Regions from separate parts of the Mus musculus genome. Here region 1 is linked to region 2. Evidence: chromatin loops called from intact Hi-C (ENCODE). Cell type or tissue: heart. All regions are shown on one strand.

Region 1 (8,000 bases), 76 kb after region 2:
TGAGAACTAAAGAGAGTCTAAACTTAGGTGGGTAAGAAGACCTGCAACATCACTTGTTTCAAAGGCATGAATTAGCTCATAGAAATAATCATAGGAACCTTCCCCACTTTCAAACCTGTGTCTGTAGGATTGGGAGCTGAGGATGAGCAGTGGAGGGGCTGCTCTGCATGGTCCCACTCCCAGGCTCCTTGCTGGATGCCTGAAGAATGACTGGGTTATCACCGTTGCTGCAGGCCGAGTGGCTGGTGTCCGGCTGCAGGGCATGCTGGGAGCTGGCCTCATTCTGGGCCACCAGCCACCGGGACCTGCCTTCCAGGGCCCGGGGCCCACCAGGGCGTCCCAGCCTCCGCTCAGGTTCACCAGCCTCTGGAGTACCTGCAGTTGGATAAAAAGAAAGAAAGAAAGAAAGAAAAAAAGAAAGAAAGAAAGAAAGAAAGAAAGAAGGAAAGAGAGAGAGAGAGAGGAAAAGAAAAGGAGTAGAAATAAAATTAAAGGCTATTAAAATAATTGTTTTTGAGACAATTAGGGTCTTATTCTACCATCCAGACTGGCCTGGAACTTACAATCCTCCTGCCTCAGCTCCCAATGCTGGGGTTAAGAACTATTTTCAGGGATATGGAGGTAGCTCAGCTGGCTCGGCCTAGCACCCAAGAAGGGTTCAATCCTCAACCCTGCATAAAACCAGCAGGGTGGCACACACCTTCAATCCAAAAGCTTGAGAGGTAAAGGAAGATCAGAAGTTCAAGTTCATCTTTGGCTATGCATTGACTCGGAGACCCTTTCTCAACATACTATCTATCCCTATGTCTTAGATACTTACTCTGTATCAAATACCTGTAAGAACTTGCTTAGACAGACATATCTTGATATCTGTATATGCCAATATTCACAGCTATTTGGGACATTGGAGATGATTGTTTTAACATAGGCATTAGAGACCAGCCTCAAACACAAAGTAAGATCTCATTTCAAAAGAATAAATATGCTAAGCATTCATGGTACATGCCTTTAACCTCAGCACTCAGGAGACAGAGGTAAGTGGATCTCTGTTAGTTTGAGGCTAGCCTGGTCTCCAGAAAGAGTTCCAGGACAGCCTGGGCTACAATAGAAGCCCTATCTCAAAAAAAAAAAAAAAAAAGAAATAAAGAAAGAAAGAAAAGAAAAGAAAAGAAAAGAAAAAGAAAAAGAAAAAAAGAAGAAAAAAGAAAAAGAAAGAGAAATGTCAGCTGTGGTGGTTCATACCTATTATCCCAGCACTTAGGGCAAGCCAAGGCAGAATGACTGCTATGAATTCAAAGTTGGCTTGAGCTAGAGACTTAGACCCCCACCCCCTTAAAAAGGAAAAGAGAGAGAAGGGAGAAACACAGAGCTGAAGACAGAGCTGATCTGGTAGGATAGCTGACCAGTACCCTCAGAGTCTGAGACTTCATGCCTGAACCACATAGAATTGAGTGTCACGGTGGTACACTGGAGGCAAGAGGATCACAACTACTTAAGAGTATTCTCAGCTATACAGATTGAGGCCAGTTAAATTATGTGAGATTGTCTTTAAAAAGAAAAGAAAGAAAAGAAGGAAGAAAAGATAATAGTAGGAGAACTTAAATCCACATTGCCATGTTTCAGAACATTGAAGAAGCCAGGATGGTGGTATAGGTCTTTCTTCTTAGCACTGGGAGGCAGAGACAGAAATCTCTGAGTTCAAGGCCAGCCTGATCTACAAGTCAAATTTTAGAACACAAAGGGTTACAAAGAGAAACTCTGTCTCGAGAAAACAATGACAACAACAAAAAAAAAAAAAAAAGAGAGAGAAAAAAATGAAAACAAAACAAATAAGCAAAACCAAACTAAACAACAACAACAAAAAAAAAAAACATAGAAAAACCTAATACTCTTAGTGCTCTCCCTAGTAGTGCCTGGGTAACACCTTCCCTTATTCAGCCTCAGTTTGGTTGTACTATCACCAAACCCTACATAGAAAACACATGCAGTAATCATTCACAACCTATTCTCTCATCATGTCATACAGTTTCTCCCATTAACATCAGCACACAAAATTTTATCTGAAGGTGAGCTCACCTGTGTGAGCAGAGACCACACCCCCTGTGAGAGTCTGCACTTCCACGGTGCCGTGCTGTACTGAAGGAAATCACACCTAAAACAGGAGAAGCAGCAGCAGTGAGGACACGACCCACATGTGTCAATCCATACTCATCTAAGGTTACGTACACCAGCTTTATTGGACTTTAAAATACATCCGAAGTCACTTCACAGAACAGTAACAGGGAAAGCTCATGCTTCAGAAAGTCATACAGTAAACTAGGCAAGGCTGTAGTAAATTGGGCAAGGCTCAGCCTTGGGGGTGGGGGTGGAGAAATGCTTCAGGGATTTAAGAGTATTCATTGCTCCTGCAGAGGTCCTGGGTTTTGTCCCAAGCACCTATATAGCAGCTCACAATAGCTCCAGCTCCAGTGGCCCAGATTATTCTTCTGGCCTGTCTGGACACCAAGCATGGATGTGGTGTATATACATGTTGTGGCAACAAAGCACAAAGTGTTTTGTACGGAGAATCTCACAGGGTTGTACATTCTGGCTGGGTAAGAGCAGAGAAGAAGACAACAAAACGTTTTAAAAGCTAAAAGTACTTAAAGCTCTGACAGACAACTGAAGGACAGAAACTTCTCATCTAGAAGTTAACAACGCCTCCTGGATGCCTGACAGCTTCCTTGTCTTTTCAATGAGGACTTAACAGAAATGAGGGCGGAGTTCCCCAAAACAAAAAGCAAATAGTTATAAAGTAAAGGAGGGCTATTTGAATACAGAAAGAGCGAGGTGGAACGGCCAAAGAACTTTAAAGAAAACGCTTTTCGTTTTTGGAGACAGGGTTTCTCTGTGTAGCCCTGGCTGTCCTGGAACTCACTTTGTAGACCAGGCTGTCCTCAAACTCAGAAATCTGCCTGCCTCTGCCTCCCAAGTGCTGGGACTAAAGGCGTGCGCCACCAACCGCCCGGCAAGAAAGAGCTTTATAAGCAGACTTAAGTGAGGAAGGCGCCAAGGAGCCCTAACAGCCGGAAACAAGCAGGGTTAATAAAGTATTCAAGATCCGGAAGCATTTGCCTAGTTAATTCCTTATCTAGGTGTTGTGCTGCCTTGATTCACCCTTCAGAAATTCCAAGGATTGGAGGTAATCCAAAACCATGAGGCCCCAACTATGGACTCCAGCCTTCTTTATGACCTCCCAATACCCCCCCACCCCCCCCGCAGTGGACTGACCCAGCATGACCCTTGACCTCTGCCAAGTTTTGACTCCTCAGACGGCGGCCCCGCCCCCTCGCGGTCGCCCACCCCACCCAACGTGCTCGACCGGCTGGGGGAGGCGCCGGCGCGTGCGCGGCCCGGAGGCGGGGTGAGCCGGCGGCGCGCACGGCCAGATTGGGGAGGGGAGGAGGGGGGGATTCCCGCCAGAACCCGATCCCATAGACCGGGTCACAGGACTCAGATGTCCGCGTCCGTCGGCGCCCCCACATCCACAGACCGCAAAGAGCTCGGGAAGGAAGGGTTCGTGCGCCAAGTCTCGGGCTCCTAAATGGCTTATGGTGGGCGCGCGCCCGGACTACTCGTCCCGTGCACCCCTTTCCCTCGTCCGCGCCCCCGAGGGGAGGCAGGTTGGTGGGCGGGCAGAAGCGCACCTGGGTCCGTCCTCTCGAGGGCTGCTCGTTCGCGCACGCGTGCGCAGAAGGGCAGGAGGGGGGCGAGGCGCCGCTCTGACACCAGGTGCCGCTCGGCCCGACGCCCTCCCCCCCACCCCCGGCTCCGGGAGCGCGCGCAGGCAACCTCGCTCGCCAGCCCCGGGGCCCCGCCGGGCGGTGCGCGCGCAGCACCCCGGGAAGGTGGGAAGCGGCGCTCGCAGATGCGCGCGCAGGCACCCGTCAGGGGAGGGGAAAGTGTGGGGCCTCCGCCATCTTGTCTCCCTCTCCTTACCTGCGTCCTCGGGGGCGTGCTCACCACCCCCCCTCCCGCCGAGGAGGGGGGAGGGCCCCCTCTTGGTCGCCGCCTTCACCACTTTAAATTCCCCTAAGGGCCGTAACACGAGCCACCCCGATGCTCCCACCGCTTCCAGTCACGCCGCGAAGAGGTGCTTGGTGAGTTGAAGAAAAAGGAGACGCTACTCCCAGCGACCCCGCCGCCGCCTCCGCTGCTCCCGAGGCCTCACCAAAATGGCCGCCGCCGTCTCGGCCGCCACCGCCACTAGCACCACCACTACCACCACCACCAAGGCTCGTTATCGCTACCGCCAGAGCGGCCCGTCTTCTCGCGATACACAGTAACTGGAGGCTGAAGGGGCGGGTAGGCTCGCGTGCTAGCGTAGGACTGTGCGGCGCAAAGCAAGGTGGGAGTTGTAGTTCGCTCCGAGGCTCCATGCTGGCCCAGCACGCTTCAATAGGTCTGAAACTCGTGCTGCATTGCAGCTGCCCACTGGGACCACCCTTTGGATTTCGGAGTTTTTGTTCTTACATATCACCCAGTGAAATGAAACAAATGAGTAGAAGAGCTTAGACCTACTGATTCCTACAGCAGTTACTTTTTGTTTTTGAAAGGTGAGGTCTAACAATGTAGCCTTGGCTGACATGGACTCGCTATGTAGATCAAGCTAACCTTAAACTTACAAAGTTGCTCCTGCGTCTGCCTGGAATGAACGTATGCACCACCACTACCAGCTGCGGTTGACTTTGTAACACCGGTTTTCCCAAGAACTCTCAAATACAAGTACCATAGGTTTGCAGTCTTTTACATTTAAGAACTATTTTGAGAGGTTGAGAACATAGCTCAGTGATTAAGAATATTGGCTGCTTCCACTTTGAGAGGACATTCTATCTCCACACTAAAGAAGCTCCTAACAGTTATTCCAGTTCCAAGGAATCCGACACCCTCTTCTGGCCTCAGAGAGCAATACACAAACACGGTGCACAGACATACACGCAAGTAAAACTCCCATTCAAGTCAAATAAAAATCCTTAAGGAAAAAAAGGCTGGGTGGTGGTGGCTCATGGCTTTTAATCCCAATAGAGGCTGACGAATCTCTGACTTCAGAGCCATCCTGGTCTATGAAGCTAGCTCTAGGACAACCAAAGCTACAGAGAAAAATTCCTGTGTCTAGGGGGGAAAAAATCTCTTAGAGAATCTGATACTCCCTTCCGATTTTAAGGATGCATTTATTATCTACAACGGTTCCAAGGAAGATTTTGAGCCATTGGTTACATAACAAGACCCTGCCCCAAAACATAACTAATAATTAAGAAAACAGGATAAAAATAAATCAGCGATGGACAGAGGAGAAGCTATTGAGGGGAAATGGAAGTTGAATAGAGACTGGAAGAAAGATTCTTTACAGCTAGGTATGGTAGCATAAATGCACAATCCCAATTTACTGGTTGAGGCCAACCTGTGCTGTTGCATAAGTCAATACAAACAACCACACAGAGCACACACACACTAATATTCTAAAGTTCAAGATTATCCTGTCTAAAAAAAAGGATATGCATATAATCTTATAGTAACTATGTGTTGCTTTTTTTCACTTTAGTACTTTAAAGGTGTGTGTGTGTGTTTAAATAATTTACAGAGGCAGAGCTGGAGAGATGTTTTAAGTGGTTAAGAGCACTGGCTGCTCTTCTAGAGAACACAGGGTTTGATTCTCAGCACCCACATGGAAGCTTTTAACAGTTTCTAACTTTAGTCTTAAGGGAATTGAAACCTTCTAATACATAGACATACATTCAGGCAAACACTTATAAAAATAAATTCTAAAATTACAGAGGTAATAAATATTTGCTTTTGTAAAAATAAATGTAGTATGAATTATCAGTAAAAGGATTATCTGCAAAAAAAAAAAAAATTCCTAAATGTTCCCAGTACCCTGCCTAGAGAATTCTACCCAGAAGTAATCAGTGTTGAGTCCCCTATATCTAAATGATACCATAGTATGAATTGTTTCACACTTTTGCTTACACTTTGGCAATTTATAATTGTTTTACATTTTGCCTTTTCAGACTTATAATATCTAGAAAGATTAATAAAGATAGTGATGGGGCCAGATGTGGTGGCACCTCTCATTCCTGCACCCAGCAGGCATTAGCAGGGAAAATCTCTGAATTCAAGTCCAGGCTGGTTTACATAGTGAGACCCTATCTTTTTATGTCCCGTCCCCACCCCTCCACTTGTCCCTGTATGTCCCCTCCTCACCCCACCAAAAGAAAGAAAGAAGGTAGTGGAAGAAAGATGACTCAGCAGTTAAGAGTACTGGCTGAGCCAGGCGTAGTGGTGCACACCTTTAATCCCAGTACTTGGTAGGCAGAGGCAGGTGGATTTCTGAGTTCGAGGCCAGCCTGGTCTACAAAGTGAGTTCCAGGATAGCCAGAGCTATACAGAGAAACCCTGTCTCGGAAAAAAAAAAAAAAAAAAAAAAAAGTACTGGCTGGCTCAGGCTAGAGGACCTGACTTTAGTTTCTGGGACCAACAAGGCAGCTGGCAAACATCTTGCCTCTGCACTGCACACATTGCACAGGCAGAGATTTGCCACTAAGCCTGATGTGAATTTGATGCCTGAAACTCAAAAAGTAGAAGGAGAATAACGGTCTCTATTTCAGTTGGTAGAGTGTTTCCCTAACATTTGTGAAACCTTGGGTTCAATTCTTAGTGTCATTTTAAACAGATGTGCTAGCATAGAGCTATAATGTGGCATACAGCATCATTCTGGAGGAGGTGGCAGGAAGATACTAAGTTCAGGGTTATCTAGTGAGTCTTGAGACCAGCATGGACTATATGAAATTCTGCTAAAAAGAAAAATAACTAGCCCAGTTGGTAGTGTGCTTCTAGTGCATGCACAAAGCCATAGGCTGGCTGTCAGCACTACATAAAACTTGCTTTGGAAATGCATGCCTATAGTCCAGTACTTGAAGACTGAGGCAAGATGATCTCATGAGGCCACTTGGGTCCACATAGTGAATTCCCAGCCAGTCAGGTGTATATGGTGAGACCCTGTCTCAGAAAAACAAAAACGGAGGGGGTTGCATGTAGTTGAGTTGGTAGTGTGTTTGCTTCAACTGGAAATGATAATCCTAGTACCAGGGAAGTGGATACAGGAGAACCAGCAGTTCAGGGCTATTCTTACCCACATTACAAGTTTGAGGACAGCCTAAACTTAAACCCTGAAAGTTGTGATTCTGTATCTGTAATTCTAGTACTTAGAAGTTCAAGACCAGCCTGGGCTATATAGTTTCAGACCAGAGCTGGCTAAGATTACACACCTGTAATCCCAGCAAATGGGAGGTAAAGCTTTGAGGATCAGGAGTTAAGAGTTATCTGAGCAGCCCAGCGAGTTTGAGGCCAACCTGGGTTATAGTCCCACTCAAAACCAACAGCAAAAGATGCCAGGGGTGGTGGCACAGTAGTCCACAAGCCAGCTTTGATAGACTTTTTTTTTTTAAATCTTTATTTTCTTTTTTTTTTTTTTTTTTTTTTTTTTTTTTTTTTAAAGATTTATTTATTTATTATATGTAAGTACGCTGTAGCTGTCTTCAGACACTCCAGAAGAAGGAGTCAGATCTTGTTACGGATGGTTGTGAGCCACCATGTGGTTGCTGGGATTTGAACTCTGGACCTTCGGAAGAGCAGTCGGGTGCTCTAACCCACTGAGCCATCTCACCAGCCCTTGATAGACTTTTGCAAGTAGCACAGCTAATTGACAAAGATGGTGATAGTTTGCCCTAGAGGATAGTCCTGTACAAAGACAACGTATATGGGGCTGGAGAAGGGAGCTTAATGGTTAAGAGAAGCTACTGTCTCTCCAGAGGACCCCAGTTCTGTTGCCAGCACCCACATAACAGTTCACACACCTGCCTATAGCTCCAGTGTCAGAGGATCTGATGCCCTCTTCTGGCCTTCTTTGGGCACAAGGTATTTATGTGGTGCACAAACATATATAGGCAGGCAAAACATACATA
Region 2 (8,000 bases):
ATTTTCTTCCAGCTCTGCATTCAACATCTCAAACTAGGAAGTGGAAGGGGCTGTGGTAGGCAAGACCAGGATGGGCAGTATTTTCCCCAGTCGTCCAGCACGCACCCCACCCAAGCTCCTATAAACTTCCAAAGCAATGCGTTTTCTAAGGGCTCTTGGGGGAATAGGAGGTCAGCCCTGCACAGGACTATCTACTAACTACCAACGTAACTACCAATGTAACTACCAACTAACTACCAACGTAAGCACTGTCTATTCCTCACATAGAACCTCATTTCCACGGAATCTTTATTATTCCCTCATAAGAGAAAGAACTGAAGTTTAGTAAGAAAACGTTTGATTTGAAGCTAGGTAAGGTGGTGCAAAGCCTAGAGTTTCACCACTTAGAAGGCAAGTATGGCAGGATCAGTCTCAGTCACTCTCAGCTACACAAGTCTGAGGCCAGCCTGACCACATCACAAGACCTAGCCTCCAATACAAAGAGGCAAAACACAAAGGGATTTCACACACATTGAAATACAGCATCAAGGCAGAAAGAGATGCTCAGGGAAGGGCAGCGCCCACGGGCCTGGGCTTCTCAAGACAACGTAAGCTCCCGCTCCCATTCGTCCTCTTCAGCCCGCCTAGCTCCTAGCAGTTAAGTTCTGCAATTATTTAATAAACAAGTGTAGAAAGGAATGAAAAAAAAATGTGCAGCAATGCCAGGAAACGGACTCTGATGAAGATGCCTGCCCTCAGGAAAGTCCGAGGCAGACCTGGAGGGGAGGGGGAGGAGGCTGCTTACCTTCTGCATGCTGAGTGTAATCTGGCCTCCCTGAAAGCCTGTGGAGCTCCCAGACACATAGTAGCCGGAGTTGAGCTGCAGAGAAAGAAGACACAGTGGATGCAAAGGGCAGAAACCGGGGCCCCAAGTACTCAATTTGGTCCCATCCACTCTCGTACCTGCTCCAAGGCCTCTGCCAAGTGCTTATTGAGCTTCTGTTCTCGCTTGCGCAGCTTCTCAATGTCCCACTGCAGGTCCTCCACTGTGGTCTCCATCTCTAGGACCTTGGTCTCTGTCGATGTCACTTTATCTTGGAGCTCAGAGTACTAGGGGCAGTGGACAGTGGCCTGTTTCCTGAGGTCCTCGGATAGCAAACCCAAACCCTGCCCAAGTTCTAACCGCACCCAAAGCCCAACTCCTACCTCCAACGAGATGCGGTGGTGTTTCTCTTGCAGCTGAGTGGCCAAGTCCTGTAGCCTACGGTTCTCTCTGCCTAGCTCCCGGGTGCGCACCCGTGCCACCTCCCCAGGGGCCTCACTGTCCCCTGGGAATGCAAAGCCTGGATGAGAGCCAAACCCTGGATAACCAAGGAAGAACTAGCTGATCCCGGAGTCCCTGGATAACCAAGGAAGAACTAGCTGATCCCGGAGTCCCTGGATAACCAAGGAAGAACTAGTTGATCCTGGAGTCCCTGGATAACCAAGGAAGAACTAGTTGATCCTGGAGTTTCTGTGCTCAGTGTTATGCACCAGCTATCTCACCAACTGCTTATGACAAACTCAGACTAAGCTAGCTCACAGAGGGACCATTCAGCCAAGAAAATGGACACTAGGGAGGAGAATTAAGGGCAGGAGGAAAAAACCCCTTGCCTCAAAAAGCCTGGGCACTTGCCTCTCAGTGTAGTGGGACAATAGCTACCCCTGAGGTTGGTGCAAAGTTCCAGAGAGCCCTCCTGCTGAAGGGCTGTGACCCTGCCAGCATCAACAGCTCCTCCAGCCGTCTCTCTAGAGCCCCACTTCAGGAACTAAAGCTGAAATCCCCGTCTGAACTAAGTTGTCCCAACAAGAACAAGGCTGACATTTACTGGGGACTCTGAACAACGCAGGCCAGGGTGGATTTCTCAGGGTAGGGTCCACAGAACTAACCCCGGCTGTATACTCGCTGACAGAGTTCTTCCACCTGCCGTTGCAGGCGGTCCGAGGCCTCGACCACCCGAGACACGGCAGCCTTGGAGAATTCCATCCGACCCTGCAGCTGCAGCTCCACTTCCTCACAGCTGCTGGCGCCCAGTGCCACCACAAAAGCCAAGGCCGGCTCACTGAGAGGGGCTCGAAACTGCACTGGCAGCGGTTCTGGAAGGGACAGAGAATCCTCATCAGAATGAAAGGCCACAGCAGGGACCATCAACCTCTACCAAGTCCCAGAATAAGCTGCTTGGTATTCCATGGCTGCCGGGTGGTGGTGGCGCACACCTTTAATCCCAGCACACTCTGAGTTTGAGGCCAGCCTAGTCTACAGAGTGAGTTCCAAGTCAGCCAACATTACACAGAGAAACCCTGTCTTGAAAAACCAAAATAAATGAATTAATTGATAAACAGAAAGACTTCTGCTTCTACTTTTCAGAAGGCTGGGATTATGAAAATCCAATTAGATTCTAAAACTTTGTTCATTCCATTAAAAAAGAATATTAAAAAAACCAAAAAAAAAAAAAAAAACAAAAAACCCATGTTTTTAAGACAGAGTCTCACGATGGGCGTGGTGGCACACGCCTTTAATCCCAGCACTCGGGAGGCAGAGGCAGGCAAATTTCTGAGTTTGAAGCCAGCCTGGTCTACAAAGTGAGTTCCAGGACAGCAACTTCTGCTTCCCAAGTGCCGGGCATTTCGGTAGCCCCACATCAAAGTCACCTCCTCCTCAAAACCTTTCTGAGAACATAAGCTCCCCAGGGCCCTGGTCCTACCCCTCAGATCTGATGTCCCTGGGTCTGGTCGAGGGATCACATCACGGGTCAGGCCCTCTTGGCACCCAGGCACCTCTGTCCCTGAAGACAGTTCCCTCTGGTTCTCGTAGCACTGGAGGAGGGCTTCTACAGTTTCATCCAGCTGAAAGAAGAAAGAACAAGAGGTTAGGAATGCCTCAGGGCTTCTCCCAGTAGGACGCTCGCTCTTCAGGCATCCACCTGGGCCCAGTAGCGGTTGACGATGAGGAGTGTGGCATCATCAGTGGCCTGCCTCTTCTCCAATTTCTCAATTCTCTCCCGGAGCTCATCCTCGCAGGCTTGCCGCTGCTCCAACCGCTCCGCCAGCTTCTTGTTCTTGAACTGCAGTACCTTGGAATCCATCTCCTCCTACCAGAAGGGAAGAGGCAGAGTGTCGGGCAGGACCCTGAACCATCACTGACACACAATAGGACAAGGATTAGACTGAAAGGGGAGAGGTATATAGCAAGGCTCAGACACTTGCAAAGAGAATATGCTAGTCATGAGAGCTTCACATTCCGTTCCTGCCCCTACCTGTTTCCAACTCAGACACATCACACAGGACTTACGGGAACATATGTGCGCATAAGTAAAAGGCCAGAAGGGACTCCGTAAAGTTGTTCTCTGATCACATTCACGCCGTTGGCACACCCACCCTCACCACCCGGTTTGTGTATATACACACGAGCACACACAAGATTCCAAACACTTTGGGCGCAGGCCAAATGTGACTTTCGCAAAAGCCCACCAACCGTGGAAGAAATGCCGCCGAGACGAATGGGTTCGATTAGAGTGGTCGTGGTCTTCTCCTCGCGGTTCATCTTCTTCTCTGGGGGTCCTGAGCCCCCGTCGCCGGCGGCGCGCTTGTTGCTGAGGCCAGACATAGCGGCGGTGGCGGAGGGGCAACTCAGGGCTCTCCGGGGCTGGCAGGCGGGTGGAGGCGGCACTTCCGTCACCTGCAGAAAACAGAGAGCTGAGCTGTGGATGCGTCTGGAGCTCCGCAGTCCTGAGCGTCCCCCTGGACATATCTCCCGGACCCCGCCCCCGCCGGACGGGGGTCCGCACTTACCGTAGGGTCAGCCAAGCGCCACCATCTTGGATTTCACCGGACGTCACCGGCCGCCAGACGCACAGCGCAGGCGTCAGAGCCGCTCCGGATGTGGCGAAACTTATTTCCTGTTTCTATTGGTAGCTCTTGGTTCCTCCTCTCGAGTCTTTTAGTCCCACCCCTCCAACCCCGCGACGGACTGTATTTCTCTTAATGATTGGCCAGCAGGCGGTTCCCATAGTTACTGACCCCGCAGTTGCACTAGGAGATGGAGGGGTGGAGCCTTTGCTGCTGTTCGGGGTACTCGGTACACGACCCCTTGTAACTCCAGATCCAGAGGATCCGTCATCCTCTCCTGGCCTCCGCGGAGCCCTCCCGAACATCCTGTACATATGTGCGCACACGCACGCACAAACACAATCTTTTAAAGATTTAAATTAAATCTTTAAAAAGACCGACCCTCAAAAGCACCCTTACAAGCAACTTCTAAGAGGCACGTGCAACTCGTTACGCATGCGCTCTATCTTTTCAATGATTGGCGTGGGCTTGTACTTTCTACTTTCCTTAACAACGGTCACCGGGGAGACAAGTTGGGAAGACGCCCTCTGCGGATTGGCTGCCTCTCGCTTCACCGCCTCTGAAGAAACACTAGAAGGGGCAGGACCGGGCTTTGCAGTGGGAGAGCTGGCTGTCCCAGAGCCCAGGCTGGAGAGCCCTTGACTGAGGCTAAGAAGGACGAAGAGATGATTACCCCCAGTTCCAGCCAGAGCCTGGGAATGAAGGTGCAGATGGAGTCGGAACAATCTCCCAAATTGCAGGAGGAACTGGACAGGAGTCCCAGCTCGGTGGACGGCTCGGCCATAAGGAACGGAACAGACATGCAGACCGAGTCGCCCGCAGAAGCCACTAGTAGCCCTGTGGAAGTGGCTGAAGATCCTGGAGCCAACTTGTTCCCGGTGAGGGCGGGACAGAGTTGTCCTCTAGTGAATACTTAGGTTTCCCAAAAAAGGTGCCGCCAGTCATTACGTTTATCAACATTAGGGAATTTCCTGGAGTTGCTTTGATTGTAAATAGGCTGCTAAATAGTATTTCGAGCCCACCGAAGCCCGGTTTTACCTATTTTGCTATAGTTAAAATTATAGCACACTCAGACCTGCTAGAAATTCATGAGGTACTAGGGACTAGGGGATACATACTGTCGTATCTATTTGTCCCATAATCTGTCTTCTCTCCGCAGCCACCACTACCCCAGCCCCGGATCTGTATGTGGTGAGTGTGGAGAGCCCAGGGGAAAAGTTACACTTCTCATTTGTATTACTCCTGTAAGGTGTCCTCAACAGTCCTGTCCAGCCAGGGCTCTCCAGTTTTACAAAGATGAGACTGAGAAGTGCTCAAGGTAACGAGTCACCAGCGTGCCAGGTGCCTCAGTGTAAAGTGGCGGTGTGAGAAGGGAGGCAAAGGCAGGAATGTACACAGCTGCAATGATGGAGCACTGTGCACACCGATGCCAAGGCCCAGGGGACTTCATCAAGGTCACACAGAGCAAGACAAGGACTCAAAGTTGTTTTTTGGGGGGTTTTCAAGACATTGTTTCTCCTTGTAGCTTTGGCTATCCTGAAACTCACTCTGTAGACCAGGCTGGCCTCAAACTCAAGAGATCCGCCTGCCTCTGCCTCACAGTGCTGGGTACAGTGAGTGTACCACCACTACCTGGCACAACTCTTTTCTAATCAGTGGGTTTATAAATAAAAAAAAAATCTGCTAAATCTACAGACTGGATTCTAGACCATGATGTTCCCCGTTGACAGTGAAATGATTTGCTAAAGGTTCCTTAGCAAGTTCGCCAAGTCTCAGCTCCTGATCCCCACTGAAACTCTCCAAGTTGCAGCCCCATCGGGGAAGTTGTATGAACCACCAGTGATTTGTCTCATCTTTTCCTGACAGGAAATACCTGGACATCCATTCTATGCACAGACTGGAGAAGGCAGCCACTGTGGAAAAGATGAGAGAGTATGGGTTTGAGTTGGGCGAGACTGAACTCTTGGGAGGGGAGACACAAGAAATGACAAACTTTAAAGTATAGAGTGAGTGTCAGGCAATGGAGACGAGAAGAGGCTTGTGTTCAGGGCTGCAGAGGCAGCTCAGCCATTAACAGCAATGGCTGTTCTTCCAGAGGACCCAGGTTTGGTTCCCAGCATCCACATAGTCTATAACTCAAGTTCCAGAGGATCCAATACCTTCTTCTGGTCTCCATGGGTACCAGAAAAGCATGTGTTGCACATATACAGGGAAACTACCCATATAATAGAAATAAATCCTAAGGTGAGGTGGGGGGCGGGCGAACCCCTGCTGTCTGTCACTCATGCCTCTTCCACCCCCCCCCCCAAGGGTTCTTGCTGAGCTCTTGGAGCTTGGCTTTCCTGAGCAGAGCCTGCGGGATGCCATTATCTTGGACCTCTTCTCCCACGCACTTATCTTCTGCCGCCAGCAGGGCTTTTCACCAGAGCAGACATCAGCAGCCTGTGCCATGCTCCAAGATCTTCACAAGGCCTGTGTTGGTGAGGAGAGGGAGGTAGCCACCAAAAGGTTTGAGCCCTAGGAGAGGAGGCTGGGCTGGCAGAAGTGACCGTGGAGAACTAAAGTAGGGAACCTGCAGTCTGGGATTTGTGTTCCACCATAGGTGGTATTAATGTACCACATTTATCACCTTTGAGAGCTTCCCTTATTAAGAAATGAAACACATAGTACTAATATTATGGGTCTGTTCTGAGAAGTATCTAAATAGGGGGCTGGGGATATAGCCCACTTAGTAGAGTGCTTGCCTAAGTACAAAATCCTGGGTTCACTTCCAACCCTGTGTACTCAAGTGAGGTGGCACATATCCATAATCCTAGCACTTAGGAAGTTTCTTTCCTAAAAGGCAGATGAGTCAGAAGTTCAAAGTTAGCCTGGGACACGTGACACCCTGTCTCAACAACAAAGTACCTTCCCAATGATGCCGCGTGTGGTAGCTCAAGCCTGACACACCTGCATTCAGGAGGCTGAGGCAGGGGCAATGCCGCTGGTTTGAGGCCAACTTTAGTTCTATACTTTCCGACCAGAAACAAAGCATCCTTCTGAGGGAAGGACCTTGTCTGTCTTTGAGTGCCGAGAAAAGTGTAGAGTGAGAATATGGTGTTTACTGAGTGAATTAACAGAGCGACCAGGACTTACTCCTAAGTCTGCCCCATTCTCCATCTCCTGCTCTAAAAGCAGAAGGAAGAGTAGGCGAGTAGGCGGGCTGACAGCTTCACCTTGTTTCCCTCCAGCTACCCCTCTGGGCAACGTGGAGGAATGCTACCGCTACTTTACCAGCGTTCTCTTTTGTCATGGAATCAGGGTCAGTACCCTGAAACGAAGCCTTCACCCAACCACAGGCAAGATCGGGCCCAAATTCCTGTTCTCTTTCCCACCATCTTCCTCTGAAGGCCACCTGGGGCTTGCCCTGCTTCTAGACAGCTGCTTTTGGCAGACTAGCTGGGTAGGCTTCTGGAGGTTGTCAGGGCACTTACGTCCCGGATTATCGTCACAGCGGCCCCCTTTCAGCATTGACCTCTTTAAAGAGGAACAGCTGCTGGCACTGGCAGACTATGTGGTCAACACCTACTTCCGCCACTTCAAGCTCTACAAATATGTCTTCACCCCACAGGTACTGTGTACAGGCAGTGAGTGGCCACCTGTCTCCCCCTTTCTCTTATGGCAAGTGCTTCCTCTCAGCCTCTCTTCCCTTGTCTCTTCAGGTGCGACTGGACCTATCTTTGACTTACACGGGGTTACAGCCACTCACGCTCTGGCCAGAGGGTAAGATGGGTACAAGTGGGCCAGGTTGGGACTGGGCCAGAGCTGGGGCCAAGACCTCTTCCTGCTTTCTGCTATGCAGAGAAAGAAAACGAGGAGATGATGGTGGTAGAGCAAGTAGCTACTCCACAGGAGGAAGAGCCGGAAACTGTGACGGAGCCAGAGCAACAGCCAAGTGAGCACATGGAAGGGTTAAGGTGCCGCGAAATGGTTGGGCCTACCTGAGCCTTGATCCCTCCCACCTCACCTCAGGCAACCACCATTTTGTCTTGTAGTGCTGGGGAGTGAGATTAGAACCATGTGCAGCAGAGTTCTACCATTCAGGGGGACAGCCTCAGTAACCCACCCACTTTTTTGAGACGGGGTCTCTCTAT

The links. Hi-C counts contacts between places; a loop is a spot of excess contacts. Peaks named below come from ENCODE experiments on the same cell type or tissue, not always from the same donor. Only the 100,000 strongest peaks of a DNase experiment are listed, where the experiment ranks them.
Region 1: a loop joins it to region 2, with 2.3 times the contacts of the local background. A loop is called at or near these places in 5 of 42 quality-filtered maps.

The regions. Positions count from the first base shown.
Region 1 is chr7:127,508,317-127,516,316 of GRCm38, reverse strand. It overlaps Srcap (Snf2-related CREBBP activator protein), which reads right to left and starts at 4,334. Exons shown (of 34, transcript NM_001304266.1): 1 at 3,979-4,334; 2 at 2,077-2,152; 3 at 116-375. The coding sequence starts at 169. It overlaps 1700008J07Rik (RIKEN cDNA 1700008J07 gene), which reads left to right and starts at 3,448. Exons shown (of 1, transcript NR_024331.1): 1 at 3,448-5,879. In heart, a CTCF peak has its summit at 4,935 (motif pointing left); DNase peaks (open chromatin) are centred at 3,436, 3,986 and 4,306; H3K4me3 peaks cover 3,149 bases; H3K27ac peaks cover 2,625 bases.
Region 2 is chr7:127,584,622-127,592,621 of GRCm38, reverse strand. Ccdc189 (coiled-coil domain containing 189) reads left to right here and starts at 4,027. Exons shown (of 9, transcript NM_001033040.3): 1 at 4,027-4,745; 2 at 5,027-5,058; 3 at 5,734-5,799; 4 at 6,178-6,347; 5 at 7,098-7,168; 6 at 7,361-7,477; 7 at 7,569-7,629; 8 at 7,709-7,801. The coding sequence starts at 4,533. It overlaps Rnf40 (ring finger protein 40), which reads right to left and starts at 3,924. Exons shown (of 20, transcript NM_172281.2): 1 at 3,811-3,924; 2 at 3,494-3,697; 3 at 2,943-3,110; 4 at 2,724-2,865; 5 at 1,909-2,115; 6 at 1,186-1,307; 7 at 943-1,089; 8 at 785-859; 9 at 1-33. The coding sequence starts at 3,625. In heart, no CTCF peak of the experiment used is centred here; DNase peaks (open chromatin) are centred at 2,911, 3,981 and 4,381; H3K4me3 peaks cover 2,747 bases; H3K27ac peaks cover 1,797 bases.